Regions from separate parts of the Homo sapiens genome. Here region 1 is linked to region 2. Evidence: chromatin contacts called from ENCODE Hi-C or POLR2A ChIA-PET data. All regions are on one chromosome and are shown on one strand. The core of a region is the stretch at or near the end of the contact, and the rest is flanking DNA. Distances in the headings are between cores, read along the strand shown. Region 1 holds the start of WDFY2 (WD repeat and FYVE domain containing 2). Region 2 holds the start of GTF2F2 (general transcription factor IIF subunit 2).

Evidence for each region. Hi-C counts contacts between places; a loop is a spot of excess contacts on that map. ChIA-PET counts read pairs that join two places held with the same protein, here RNA polymerase II (POLR2A). Pooled maps may share reads with other maps.
Region 1: a loop to region 2 is called in a map of CD8-positive, alpha-beta T cell, with 13 times the contacts of the local background. The contact joins the promoter of WDFY2 here to the promoter of GTF2F2 in region 2. A Hi-C loop is called at or near these places in 1 of 168 maps with a recorded cell type or tissue (CD8-positive, alpha-beta T cell) and 4 of 50 pooled maps. POLR2A ChIA-PET finds 5 or more read pairs at or near these places in 1 of 52 experiments (T-cell).

The regions. Positions count from the first base shown.
Region 1 is chr13:51,581,647-51,588,426 of GRCh38, reverse strand. WDFY2 (WD repeat and FYVE domain containing 2) reads right to left here and starts at 3,965. Exons shown (of 12, transcript NM_052950.4): 1 at 3,603-3,965. The coding sequence starts at 3,739. It also overlaps the pseudogene RNY1P6. RefSeq lists a silencer at 3,745-4,114 and enhancers at 4,255-4,534, 4,193-4,713.
Region 2 is chr13:45,117,464-45,125,053 of GRCh38, reverse strand. GTF2F2 (general transcription factor IIF subunit 2) reads right to left here and starts at 4,544. Exons shown (of 8, transcript NM_004128.3): 1 at 4,333-4,544. The coding sequence starts at 4,398. It also overlaps the pseudogene RN7SKP4. RefSeq lists a silencer at 1,123-1,316 and enhancers at 3,629-4,270, 4,381-4,510, 4,271-4,914.

The DNA.
Region 1 (6,780 bases), core at 2,716-5,215, 6.5 Mb before region 2:
TTACTGACTTGTGTTGATATGCTTATAAAGAACTTATGAAGATACAAAGGTCTGCATGGGACTGGTCCCACCTGGAGAGAGGTCCCTCCTGGCTTTCATCACTTGAAGAGGCTGCCACTAAACAAAGGAGCCCCTGCTAAGCTGCTGACTAAACATAAGTCTTGACCAAAACAGAGCAGAGATGTCTGAAAGGAAGCTCCTAGGCAGGGAATGCTAAAATGGCATTCACTCAGAAAAGACAGTCCAAAAAGAAGCTGGGAAATGAGGTATCCAAAATATCAAAGTTTGGTATGCCCTTTGGGTATATAATCTAACTACAACTAAAGCAAAGACAGAATCAGACAAGGGTGGGGAGTTCCTGAAACAGGCTCTGTATTATGGTAGCACCAGAAATCTTTATTTGTAAATCAGATTGTTTTTACATTTCTTCTATTCCTTTATATTTCCTCCATTAATACTGAGTAAAGTTCAAGGCTGTTTGAACTCTGCTAAAAGGAACCTGAAGGCAAGAATTTTTATCCACTCTTGGGCTTGAAGATTTGAGTATTATCAGGCCATTATTGAGGGCAGTTTGAGTCAAAGAATCCTCCAACGGGAGGTAAAATTTAGGGGATAATACAGATTGTGGAATCCTGCCATTCTTCATCTGAAATTCTCTTTCCAATACTAAATCTTGGAAGTAGTAGTTTTGTTTTTATTAAGCAATATTCTTCTAAAATTCCTGCACTAAATTGTGAGCATCTTGAAAGGACCTTATCATTTTCATCATTACCATGTATGCATGTGACTGGAACACAGTAAGTACTCAAATGTTTGTTGACGGAATAAATGAAGCAATTCATGGACTTTCAGAGTTTTGAAGTACTTTAAAGTCCACCTAGTCCAGTACTTTTCCTACAAGTGTATACTTGTCCACATAAGCCTTTCATAGGTCATCATATAATTCACTCAACAAATATCAACTAAAAGTCTACAGTAGTTAAGATGCTGTGCTTTCAGGAACAGCAAAAAAACAGATCAGTCACTGATACAACAAACGTGTATTGAGGACGTATTGCATGCCAGGTACCATGTTAGGCCCTAATGATGATACAATGAATAAGACACACAAAGCTCCATAGGGAACTCACAGAAGAGAAAATAAAATGGACATGAAGTATATACTGTATAACACCGTTTAAAATGGAAAATGTTAAGTGTTTTCAAAGGCACACATAAAGGCAATGAAGAAGTCAAAGGTCAAAAAGATAAACCAGGGTTTCATTAAGAATTTATGGAACACTGCCATTCAGGTATGGAACATTACTTGCGGCTTTAACCTCAGAGTTCAGGAATGAAGATTACTAGTTTCTAGCTAAAGCAGTGAATGGTAATGGCTTTGTAGGTTGTGATGAAAATCAATATTACATTTTCATATATTTAGCATTGTACCAAGTGACATTAACATTGAATTTTGGAAAGCAAGAATATAGATCAATTATTTTAATGAAAACCATAACCAAAACTGAGCTCTAAATAACAAAGTTATGTTCATGTTTGAGTATATGACCCAAAGAAGCACAGACTTGTCAACTTGAAAAAAAGTATATTAATAATAATTCCAGACTTATGGGTGAACCTTATTTAACAGTAACTCCATGACAAAATAATTTCTATTATTTACATTGTACACTAGGAAAGTGAAAATTAGGCTAAGACATAGCTGAACATTGCATTTCTTTCATCCTATAATCAAATGAAATTTATTCTTCAGTTTCATTAATATACACTACTTCAGCGTCTCCAAACACTTGAAAATATACCCCAGTAAAGCTGTTTCCTTCAAGGTAAATGTGGTGAAATGGGAATCAGAAGTTTCAATACTATAATAACACCTTAATATTAAAGGAGCTTAGGATGGTCTGAAGGTAGTTTTATTATCTCAATTGTTCACAGTCAGTTACAGATTGAACTCCTTGTTCTACTCTCTTCCCCTTCTCACTACCGTACTTAACTAGTCTTAAAAAAATAAATAAAATATTAAAGCAGCTTAGGTTTAACTACCCTTCTCCTTTTCTTGATTCCATGAATTTGCTTATGAATTTTCCACAGCAGTTAGAAATTGATCAGTTCCATCTCCAGTAGTTACAGACTGGGAAAGTGACATCTACCAATATATTCCTTCAATATATTTTATGGAATATATCCCATAAAAACAATACTGTGCCAAAGAATTTCTAGGTCCAGAAGCAGTCTTTTTAATAAAATTTTGCCTTTATGGAAAAAATCAAACTTTCTCATAAGGCTTCTCTGTGAATTTCAAAAGGGTCCTACATCCATGTACTCCATTTCAGCCATGAATTTCTTCTGTTCATTGCAGAATGCTTGCCACTGGTGTATGTTTACAATGTTTTCCATTGGATCTGCACAGGAAATTAATCAGGCGCCATTTGTATTGAGCATGATGTAGACAAGAACATGTCATTAATATACTCATCCTAGTTATACTGAAGAACCTAAGACATGAACAAACCTATCGAGCTCAATTGTTGAGGCCACACACTATGCTAAGTGCGGAAATGACTATAAAGACAGCAATGAGCACTTTGTTGCTCAGCCTCTCAATTTTGAGTCACCAAGAAAGGATACTTTACCTCTGCATGATTTGAACTTATATTAAGAAAACCTACTTACTGTAAAATCCCCGTGTTATGTACCTCTACAGTGTTCTTTTGTAAGAATGCTTATATAGATTTTACCAAAGAAACAATTTCAGATAAATTATCATAATACTATCTTCAAGCAACATTACTCTAGAAATTAGCTTCATCAGCTTTATTCCTGCATATTCAAGGAAATTCAGTTAAAGCGAAAACGCAAAACAGAGAGAGTATTTGAAGGCAGAACAACTAGTTCCACTTCTGCATATTAAGCAAAATTAAGCAAAAATAAAGGAAACAGGCAAAGGGAAGGAACTCAAGAGCTATTTGCAGCAGTGATCCGTTACAAGTTCTACGCGCTTCTCCTCGAGCTCCAAGAGATAAGGAGGGGAAAGGAAAGAAGGCACCACGCAGAAGCCTAAACTTACTCTTGGTACAACTTAGAATATTCACTGAATTCAGCCTAAGATGTCTGGGTTATCTGGATTCAGTAGGAATGTCTGGGAAGAAGGAGTGGCATTTGCTTTCTCCGTTTGAAACCCTGGGAGCTGTACGAGAGTACCCCAAACCCCTTGGTTATCTTGCAGAGGCGGCTCAGGGCATCGTTCCCCAAGCACACACCTGCAAAGCCGGGCGGCTCCTCCCCTCTTTCCCTCCTGTCCTCAGGGATGGACCAAAGTCCCTCCAGCGCACCGTTAGCCCGAGGGCCACCCGGCTCCCGCAGGCACTACCCAGCCCGGGGTGAAGCCGGAGCGCTCGCCGCCGTCCCGGCTCCGCTTCCCGGAGCCACACAGCGGAGGCGGCGCGCAGCTGAACACCGGCACCACCAGGATGCGCATTACAATAAAACTTGGGGGAGCAAGTCTACACTCGCGCCGACGTGAAGGCACAGCCCCTGACGCGGGCTCGAGGGCCGTCGGCCCGTCCCGCCCCTCCTCGCGGCCGAATGGCAGTAGTCCATACCTGTCCTCGGAGACGCTGATGACGCCCTCCTCTTTGGGCACGATCACGGCCATATTCACCACCTCCTGGGACCCCTCCATCCGCTGCAGCAGGATCGGCTTGCGGGTCAGAGGCTTGGGCTGGATCTCCGCCGCCATCGGAGGAGGGGGCGCGCCTGGGGCGCCGCCGCCAACCGCGCCGCGGGGCCGGGCTGAGGAGACTGCTGGAGCACGGACACAGGTTGAGACAGAGACTCTGGCTGGCCGGAGCGGAACGCCGGAAACCGGCGAGCATAGCCTGGCCGCCTCTCTCGGGAACGACTCCGCGCTCCCTGCTTCAGGCACCAAAACCGCCACGACCTGGGATGCAAGCCGGCGCCACTACAAGAGGAGGGGGCGGAGCGCCGGGGGGCGGAGCCTGTGTGGGCGGGGCCTGCCGCAGGGGGTAGCCGCTGGTGGGCGCGAGGGCGGCTCCACTTCCGGGAGGGTGGTGAAGGAGGAGGGGAAACCTGGAGCAGGAGGCGGGGATCTGGTATCCCAATGCGCGTGCGTCAGTCCCGCAAGCCCATTTTCACCCCTCCCCTCCGCGACTCCCCGGGCGCTGCAGCACCACTAGGACGCATGCGCTTTCCGTTCCTCGCGGTCTTCTCTCTGCCTTACACACCCAAGGGTTAGGCTCCTCCCTCTTTAACCTCCCGTGAACGCGCGTATACACACCCCTGGGGACGCGCTTGCCAGACGCCACGCCCCTTCGAAATTCCCTGAAAAGAGGGCGGAGGTGGGGCGGGGAAAGGAGCGCCTCAGCAAGACCGGAAAGAGAAGAGGCCTGCAGGAAGGAAAGCCGCCCAACTCGTTGGGACGTGACTTGGCATGCGCGCGGGCTACCTGGCCTAGCGGTCTTAACAATGAAGCGCGGCGGGAGGCCGCTTACTGCTCCCAACATGCACCAGGCCCAGGCTGCCGGAGGGAACCCAGTGGCCTCCTGGGAGTCGTAGTTTCTTGGAGCCTCCGCCCCCTTGTCCTGGAATGACCTATCGCCCACTTTCTGCGCTATGGGCCTGAGGAGCTCAGCGGCCTCCAGGGCCATTGGCCAAGTCAGGACCCAGACTTGCCTCTATGGGAACTGAGGGGCAGCCCCCAGCTGAGTAGGACGTCACCACTCCTAGGGTCAGACTGATGCTCGGAATAGTGGCACGGAAGGGACATGAAAAGGAGAGAATCTTTCATACAGACATCTTCAAGGGAGCTCAGAGAACATATGGGGTGTCTATCCCCTCGTTTTCTTAGATGGCTAAATTACACAGCCAAGGTTACTTTAGTGCAAAGTTAGGGCTAAACAACCCCTCCTTCCCTCCAGACTTGAACCCAGGCCCCTAGTGCTGGCTTCTTTCCATTTCCCCAGCAATCCAGCCTTTTTAGCTTGCTCCAGACACAACGGACAGAGTTACTGTAGTTACTGACTGAATGTTAGGTGCCTACCAGAAGGCCTGGCATGTGGGGTTGATCGTGAAGACTAAGCTCTGCTTTTTTATCTTGCCCAAATTCCTATCTAAGGGGTCTGGGGAGTCATGGCCTACAAAAACCATAAATTCTCATCAGATGGGTTTTGACCATGTAGGTCATGACTTACTTTCCAGTCTGACTCTGGCGTAACAAGGAAGAAAATCAAAATGTTTTACCCCAAATTATATTTCCTTGCCATGCCTTAAAATTGCCCTGCAAAGTCTCTTGTGGGAAAAATCCACATTCTATATCCCCTTTCCCCTTTGTTTTCCTTCCTTCCTTCCTACACCCAGGAGATAACCAACTAAGAGCCAGGCACCGTTTTAGGTCTGGTAAGGAACATTTTACAACCTGCTGTCTCTAAAGGCTGCTATCTAAAAGATTCCTCTGCACAATAAAACCTGGTCTCCACAATCCTTTACCTTAACCTGAACATTCCTTTCCGTTGATCCCAGGTCTTCAGATAAACTCAACCAATTGTCAACCAAAAAACGTTTAAATTTACCTATAGCCTTGAAGCCCCCGCTTTAAGTGGTCCCACTTTTCTGAACCAAACCAATGTATTTCTTAAATGTATTTGATTGATGTCTCATGCCTTCTTAAGATATATAAAACTCAGCTGTACCCCGACCACCTTGGGCACATGTTCTCAGGACCTCCTAAGGGCTATGTCACGGGCCACGGTCACTCATATTTGGCTCAGAATAAATCTCTTAAAATATTTTACAAAGTTTAATTCTTTTCATCAATAGTCGTTATGTGATAACCTCCACTGAACAATCCCAGAATTAAGTTAGCCGAAGAGTAGTAATGGTCTAGGTGGTGTGATTGAGTTGCAGGGCTCTGAAAGTGAGAGAAATAATGCCAAAGCTGGGAAAAGAAAGGGACAGGCCTTGTGGAAATGTATTTCTAAGGTAGGTGTTTGGTAGCCAAGGATCTCACAGATCACTAGAGACATAAGAGAACAGGTGCAAAGAACTTGTCTCAAAGCACGCAAGGCAACTCTTTACCACCTCCCATTTTGCAGAAATTCTGTAAGCACCTTGAAATAGGATTGAGGTATTTTCCAGCTGTAGGACCTACTGCAGGCATTTCACTTCTCTGAGTCTCAGGTTCCACATCTATTTAAATAGGGCATAACACCTACATCAGGTGGTTCTGGTGGCAATTACAGTTATGACCCAGATAACTTCCCCCATCCCCTTAAAGTTACAAAGGAGGTAGCACTGGCTGCTCCCACCCCAGGCTTTATGGGAATTAGAACCTGAATAGCATTACCATAACCCTGAGTCTGACCCTCAATTCCAAAGAGCCAGAATCTCTGTCTTGTCAATCATTCAAGAAATATTTAATAACTACTAGTGATAGGCAGGGGGAACACAGATTTGAATGCAAACCTCTCAATTCTCAAGAATCTCACAGATCACTAGAGACAGATAAAAGAACGGGTCATGACAGGGAAGTGATGATGGCAAGAGTTATAATAGGGGACTCAGGAAGCTGAGGTAACACAGGAGAAATGCCTAACAGGACCTGCAGTGGAGAGGGTTGGGCAGGAAAAGCTGCATAGAGGAGGTAGAGGCTAGACAGAGTCTTGAAGGGTGAGCAGGTGCAGTCTGGTTACATGAGCTCAAAGAGTATTCGGGAGAGGGGTGAGTAAAGTGGGGGCAGTCCTTGCATGCTTGTTAGGGAAGTGA
Region 2 (7,590 bases), core at 3,295-5,794:
CTCTCCCTTGTATATAACTTTCTCTTTGGCCACCAATGTCCAAGCGCTTGCCTGTCTGTGAAAAAATGAAAGCTAGCCGGGAAGGGTGGCTCACATCTATAATCCCAGCACTTTGGGAGGCCAAGGTGGGTGGATCACTTGAAATCAGGAGTTCAAGACCACCTTGGCCAACATGGTGAAACCCTGTCTTGGCTGGGCACAGTGGCTCATGCCTGTAATCCCAGCACTTTGGGAGGCCAAGGCAGGCAGATCACGAGGTCAGCTGTTCAAGACCATCCTGGCCAACATGGTGAAACCCCATCTCTACTAAAGATACAAAAAATTAGGTGGGTGTGGTGGCACACACCTGTAATCCCAGCTATTCGGGAGGCTGAGGCAGGAGAATAGCTTGAACCCAGGAGGCAAAGGTTACAGTGCGCTGAGATTGTGCCATTGCACACCAGCCTGGGTGACCGGGTGAGACTCCATCTCAAAAACAAAAACAAACAAACAAACAAAATAAACCCCATCTCTACTAAAAATACAAAAATTAGCTGGGCATGGTGGTCAGGCTGGTCTCCAACTCCCAACCTCAGGTGATCCACCCGCCTCGGCCTCCCAAAGTGCTGCGATTACAGGCATGAGCCACCATGCCTGGCCGCAAAAATAATTTTTTAAAAAGGCCAGTGGGGAGGCCAGGTGCAGTGGCTCACGCCTGTAATCCCAGCACTTTGGGAGGCAGAGGCGGGTGGATCACAAGGTCAGGAGATCGAGACCATCCTGGCTAACACGGTGAAACCCCGTCTCTACTAAAAATACAAAAAATTAGCCGGGCGTGGTAGCAGGCACCTATAGTCCCAGCTACTCGGGAGGCTGAGGCAGGAGAATCGCTTGAACCCACGAGGTGGAGCTTGCAGTGAGCCGAGATCGCGCCACCTTAGATGCTGGGGCTGGCATTGCCCTCAACGACCACTTTGTCAAGTTCATTTCCTGGTAAGACAATGAATTTGGCTACAGCAACAGGGTGGGGGACCTCATGGCCCACATGGCCTCTAAGGAGTAAGACCCCTGGACCACCAGCCCCAGTGACAGAACAAGAGGAAGAGAGAGACCCTCAATGCTGGGGAGTCCCTGCCATACTCAGTCCCCAACCACACTAAGACTCTCCCCTCCTCACAGCTTCCATGCAGACCCCCTGAAGAGGGAGGGGCCTAGGGAGCCCTGCCTTGTCATGTGCCATCAATAAAGTCCCCTGTGCTCAGCCAAAAAAAAAAAAAAAAAAATTCAAAATTCCAGAAATAGCACTTCATTAGGCCAGAACAGTACAGGTCCTGGATATTTTGTTATTTTGGTAAACAATCTACTACTATATTTGTTTTTCCCTAAACACACTATTTATCCCCAGTCCTGCCCGTAGGTTTTGGTTGTTTTTTTTTTTTTCTTTTTAGATAGGGTTTCACTCTGTAGCCCAGCCTGGAGTACAAGGGGTGTGATCTCAGCTCACTGCAGCCTCAACCTCCTAGGCTCAAGTGATCCTCCCACCTCAGCCTCTCAAGTAGCTGGGACTACAAGCGTACACCACCACGCCCAGCTAACTTTTTATAGTTTTTGTAGATAAAGGGTTTTGCTATATTGCCCAGGCTGGTCTCAAATTCCTGGGCTCAAGCAATTCGCCCACCTCGTCCTCCCAAAGTGCTGGGATTACAGACATCAGCCACTGCACCCGGCCTGCCATAAGCTCTTCTTGAAAGCTTCTTTGGAGGTTCTAGCAGGGGAGTACAACCATACATATACCCTTGACTGAAGACCAGTCCTCCTCTATCCGGATGGTCATCCTCTTTGGTCAAGCGTGCAGCTTCGGGAGGGACATACATGGAGCAGTGTGGGAGGAAGGAGACACCCGCCTAGCCAGCCAGATTAGCCAAATCAACCCTAGTAATCAATGGGGTGACAGATGTCCCAGACAGATCACACTCACATCCATTTTTTTTTTTTGAGACAGGATGTCACTCTGTCGCCCAGGCAGGAGTGCATGCAGTGGCACAATCTTGACTCACTGCAACCTCCAAATAGGCTTTTCTTAAACGTCACCTTCTTTATGATGTCTTCCCAGTTCTGGTGAAGCACTAATTTTTTTCCCGCTCAAAACTCTCAGAGATCTTGTATGTATAGTTCTTACTGTATTTACACAGTTCTATACCTGTCTAGTGATGGAATTAAATATGTACAAGATGATCTATAAACCGTGAGATATCCTAGGAAGAAACATTATTTAGCAACAAAGATCAGAACTCAAGGTATTATTTTTAATAGGAAAATTAATGTAAGGAGAAAAAACTTGAAATCAATATGTACTTCAATTCAAATTCTGATTAGATGAGAATGAAGATACACTTTCTAAGCAACAAATTACACTTTTTTTTAATTTATTTATTTTTTTGAGAAGGAATTTTTGCTCTGTTGCCCAGGCTGGAGTGCAACGGAGCAATCTCGGCTCACTGCAACCTCCGTCTCCCGGTTTCAAGTGATTCTTCTGCCTCAGCCTCCCAAGTAGCTGGGACTACAGGCGCACACCACCATGACTGGCTGATTTTTGTATTTTTAGTAGAGATGGGGTTTCACCATATTGGCCAGGCTGGTCTCGAACTCTTGACCTCATGATCCACCCACCTCGGCCTCCCAAAGTGCTGAGATTACAGGCGTGAGCCACCATGCCCAGCCCGATCCTGTGATAATTTTCTAATTGTGACTCTGGTTACCCTCCCCTCTAATTCGTACTGCACACTGCCAAACATTTTTTTTTTTCCTGAATAAATATCTGGCATCTCTACCTCACTCAAATCCTCCAAAAAGTTCGTTACTTCCTTGTAAACTAAAGTTAGAATATCTCCGTTTCATGATATGACAATCTGAGTATATGGTCCCCATCTTCATCTACACAGATCTTCTGCTCTAGGTTCTCTCTGTTTTCCACAACACGCCATGCTGATTATATATTTTGAGTCTTGCATTTCTGTTCCATTCCCCATGGTATACACTGTGTCCACCCATCCAAATCCTGTAAGACAAACATTGAGCATTTACCATGCTCCTAGGACAATGGCACCATCTCAAGTCACACCATTTTTTCAAGCTTTTTCCTTCAGTCCGTAAGGGCAATCTCCTCCTTAGTGACTCTCCCCCCAAGTAACATGCTGCTGGAGAGAGAAATGCCTATTTAATCCATCCTTTTAAGTCACACTGAGTTTGGAAATAAGTCAAATGAGTGCCACAGACTAAGGCGAGGGCTGAAGAATGAGAGGTCATGCATTTATTCATCATCTATTTGTTGAGTAATTACCATGCGCCAAACACTATTCTGGGTATGACAGGCAAAGATCCTGTTCTCATGGAATGTGATTCTGTGTGTTGGAAAGACAGAGGTAACCAACTTTGAACATATGAACACAAAATCACTCTACACTGTGAAAAGTGCTTTGAAGAATGTAATACACATCTGTCGTGTTAGCAAATGATCACAAGGGGGCTGTTTTAGGAAGGCCGACAAGAAAGACCTCTTAGATTTAATTGACGAGAACTCAGCCATGTGATAAAACAGTTAAAGCATTAAGAAACCAAAAGTCCTTACATTTTAAGTTTCAACGACTTTCAGGATCACATTTTGAATATGCTTAAGTATTATGAAACTCCCCTAGGAGAAAACACTCCCCAATATGAAACAATAAAGCACAAATAGTGCTTACTGTGAGCTAACCAAAATTGCTGTCTTCACATAAAACGTTTATTGACGGCCAGTTTCACGAGACCCAAATGTGCTCTAAAAGAATACTCCAGTCCAATGACCTCTCCTTCTGTGAGTTTGGGGCTCTCTCGCCTCTTTTGAGAGCTTCATTAAGGACCATCAACCTAAGAGAACACTTTTAAGAGTAGGCAGGGACCAGTCCTACTTTCTGGCCGAGAAAACTGTACAGAAAGTAGACATTCAACTACCTCACGCAGGCTCATGGCTAAAACCAGTTTCACCAAGGGAAGATACAAGGAATTCTTCAGTCTGGGATAAAATGCACCGTCCAAATCTGGGGACACCAAGACAAGATTCCAGGAAAGCCGTGAGAAAGAGATCTAGTCCAGGCAGATTCAGAGTAGTAACTGGCTGAAAGACACTTTGCGTCCCTAAACTAATTCCTCGTCTGCAAACAGATACAACAATGACTCCTGCCTCTCAAAATGTGTGAAGCTCTAACGAGATAGCCGTAAAAGAACTTTAAGAGGCGCACGGAGCGGGATAGGCTCAAGTTACTTAAACTATACTTGTGTTAGGAGGAGCGCAAGTGGGAGACTCGCGAACATTACCTTGACTAGCCACACTCCTGTGTTCTGTTTGGCGCCGGTCAAGTCGAGTTCCCCGCGCTCGGCCATGGGTCTGCAGCCGGTGGAGGCGTGCGGGATGCAGCAGCGACCCCAGGAGCCGCAGGGCTGAGGAGCGGGCGTCCGGAACAAAGGACAAGCCGCGCTGAGAGGCGAAGAGCCGGCGTTCCTTACCTGCCAGAACACTGGGAACCGAGGAAAAGAGGAACACGCCGCCAGGAGCCGGGACTGCGCCTGCGCACTGCTACGTCAGTACGGCGCGCTGTTGCAGACAAACTTTCTGTTTCGGAAATTTCTTGAGTGGGCGTGGCTGTCCGCGATGTCTGCATCTGAGGGATTAAAACGTAGGGTGGGATGAGCTAAAACGTTAGCAATGTATTTAAAGACATGGTCAGCATAACTGAAGAAAAAGATTATCAGAACGGAAAAATGGGGTTCAAAGAGACGAAAGGTGTCAGAACATGTCCAACCCTAGCCAAGGAGAGAGAGACAATATTTGAAGGACAGGGTCAGGGTAGTAAATTGGCGTCCCTGGCCAACGTCATTAGCACAAATGGGCACTGGGATCAAACTTAGTAGCCTTGGGTATATTGAAAACATGCCGTTTCTAGACCTGGAAAAAAAAAAGCCGTGTTTCAGCTCAGAGGCTACCCGAGCTGTTCTGATGAAGCAAGCGGAGCACCTCAGTTTCCAAAACCCGGAAGTCTGTAACGAAACGAACAAGTAAGAGACAAACCTGATCGTTTCCTCCCCTGCTTAAACAGTTTTCTCTTTCTCTTATTGCCTCTAGAATAAAGTTCAATCCTCCTGCTTCAACTGGGCCCTCTCAATTTCATCTCTTTGCACCTCCCACCATCACTCCGCCATGCACCAAACCACATCAAACCCAGCAGACTTCCCTAAACACGTCAGAATCTTCGTCGGTCATTTCAGAGCCTCTGCACACTGGATTCCCTTCCCTTGGAAGCCCTATTTTACCCCTGCCCTCACTCTCACCCCTGTGCTCTGGTTGGCAAACTCCTACTTATGGTTCAAGACCAATGAAAATGTCACTTCCTATGAGATCTTTTATCAACTTCCCCAGAAGAAATTAGTTTTTCTTCACATCACAGTGTGATACTTAGCACTCTGAACTATAATATATATGTTTACATATCTGCCTTTGCTTTCCAGACAATGAACTCCTCCTAGGCGGAAAGAGCTTTATTGAGGTATAATTGACAAATAAAAAATAGTGCTTTATTCATTTTATATCCACAATGTCTAGCACAGTGTTTAACACATTGTCAGGTTTCAGTAGGCTTTGGGTGAAAGAACATTCGCTGAAGAGAAACAAACAGTAAGGTATTGTTAAGAATGGCAAGTAATTTATTGAATCACACATCAGAGCCTTGCACAAAATTGAGGAAATTTTATGTGTGTTCAGCATAGGGCCAGGAAAAGCTGTCAGAACTCTGCTTTTAGCTAGGAAAACTAATAGGAAAGATGGGAGAGACCAGGAGTGTGTTGAAGATGAAAGTTTCAGGCTAGGCTCAGTGGCTCAACCCTGTAACCCTAACTTTGGGAGACTGAGGTGGGAGGATTGTGTCTGCCCAGGAGTTCAAGGCTACAGTAAGTCATGATCGTGCCATGCACTCCAGCCTGGGTGACAGAGCAAGGTCCTGTCTCTAAAAAATAAATACTAAAAACAAAATTTTTTTGGCCAGGCGCAGTGGCTCACACCTGTAATCCCAACACTTTGGGAGACCGAGATGGGAAGATCACTTGAGGCTAGGAGTTCGAGACCAGCCTGGTCAACATAGGAAGAACCCTATCTCTAAAAAAAAAAGAAAAACAAAAAAAAATTTTTTTAAGCAGAAAATGAAGGTTTCTTCTTGTGCAACAACTTGGAAAAGGGCCTTTTTAAAACATATAAAGAGTAAGCAGATTAAGGGAACTGCTCTAAACTTTAATCAAGGAGAAGGAATAAATTGAAATATGAGACCATGGGAGAAGAGAAGCAAAGTCTAGAGCACCCCAGGAATGGACTTTAAAGATTGGAACCCTGGCTTTGGTCTCTGGGTCATGGGAGGCCTTAAAATGTGTACGTGGTGTGGGTATGTGTGTATGTGTGTGTACACAGAGATTGAGAGAGAAAAAAAATGGCTGATGAAAGGGCTAGCGAAGAACGGAAAAGTGGAGATTTTAAAATGATACATAGAAGAAAGAAAAAAACAACGTATTGAGCACCTCTTCCTCGTACGCTGTTGAACAAAGAGCAAGCTTCTCCTGTCTGTCCTTTTCAAACCCCTTCTAGCTTGAAGAGGGATGTTTACAGAACCCTGATAGAAAAGGAGGGCATGGCCCCTATGAACCAAATTCACAGATTTACTGTGGAGACCCTTAAGGTGGATAGATACTACAGGCAGATCCCTCACCTTCCTAAGGACTCATTATATGCCAGATCCTCAGCTAGTTATTTTCTGTATTATCCCATTTAATCCTTATAACAATTTGCCAGAGTAGGTATTATTTTTCCTCAATATAGCCCTATATGTCATTAAACATATCAACATCCAAGAGCTGAGACCATATCCCAGGATGGGGCTCACAGAGCATAGGATGCAGAAGTCAGTGCCCCAGAGAAGGTAACACCAAAATTTTTTACTCCCTCAGATGATTAACTAGTCAAGTTGTTACCAAAATTTTTAAGGCGCAAATGCAATTCTAGGAAGGAGGGCCCAAGAACTCATTGCTGGCTGCAATTTTTCCAAAAAGTCTGGTAGTGCTTAGGCCAACTTGAACCTCCATCTTTATCTAGGGCTTAGATTCTAGGTCAGACCTCAAGGCCACCCAACCTTCTTTGCTGCTTTGTTTTTGTTTTTGTTTTTGTTTTTAGGCGGAGTCTTGCTCTATCACCCAGGCTGGAATGTGCAATGACATGATCACAGCTCACTACAGCTTGACCTTTCGGGCTCAAGCTATCCTCCCACCTCAGCCTTCCAAGTAGCTGGAACTACAGGTGCACACTACCACACCCAGCTAATTTTTGTATTTTTTGTAGAGACGGGGTTTCACCATGTTGCCCAGGCTGCTCTTGAACTCCTGGGCTCAAGCAATCCACCCACCTCAGCCTCCCAAAATGCTGGGATTACAGGCATGAGCTACCATGCCCAGCCCCAACCTGCTTAATAGGCAGAACTACGTTCTTTTTTGTGTGTCTTCCAGACTAGCTGCAGCAAGAAAAACCCCTAACACCACACC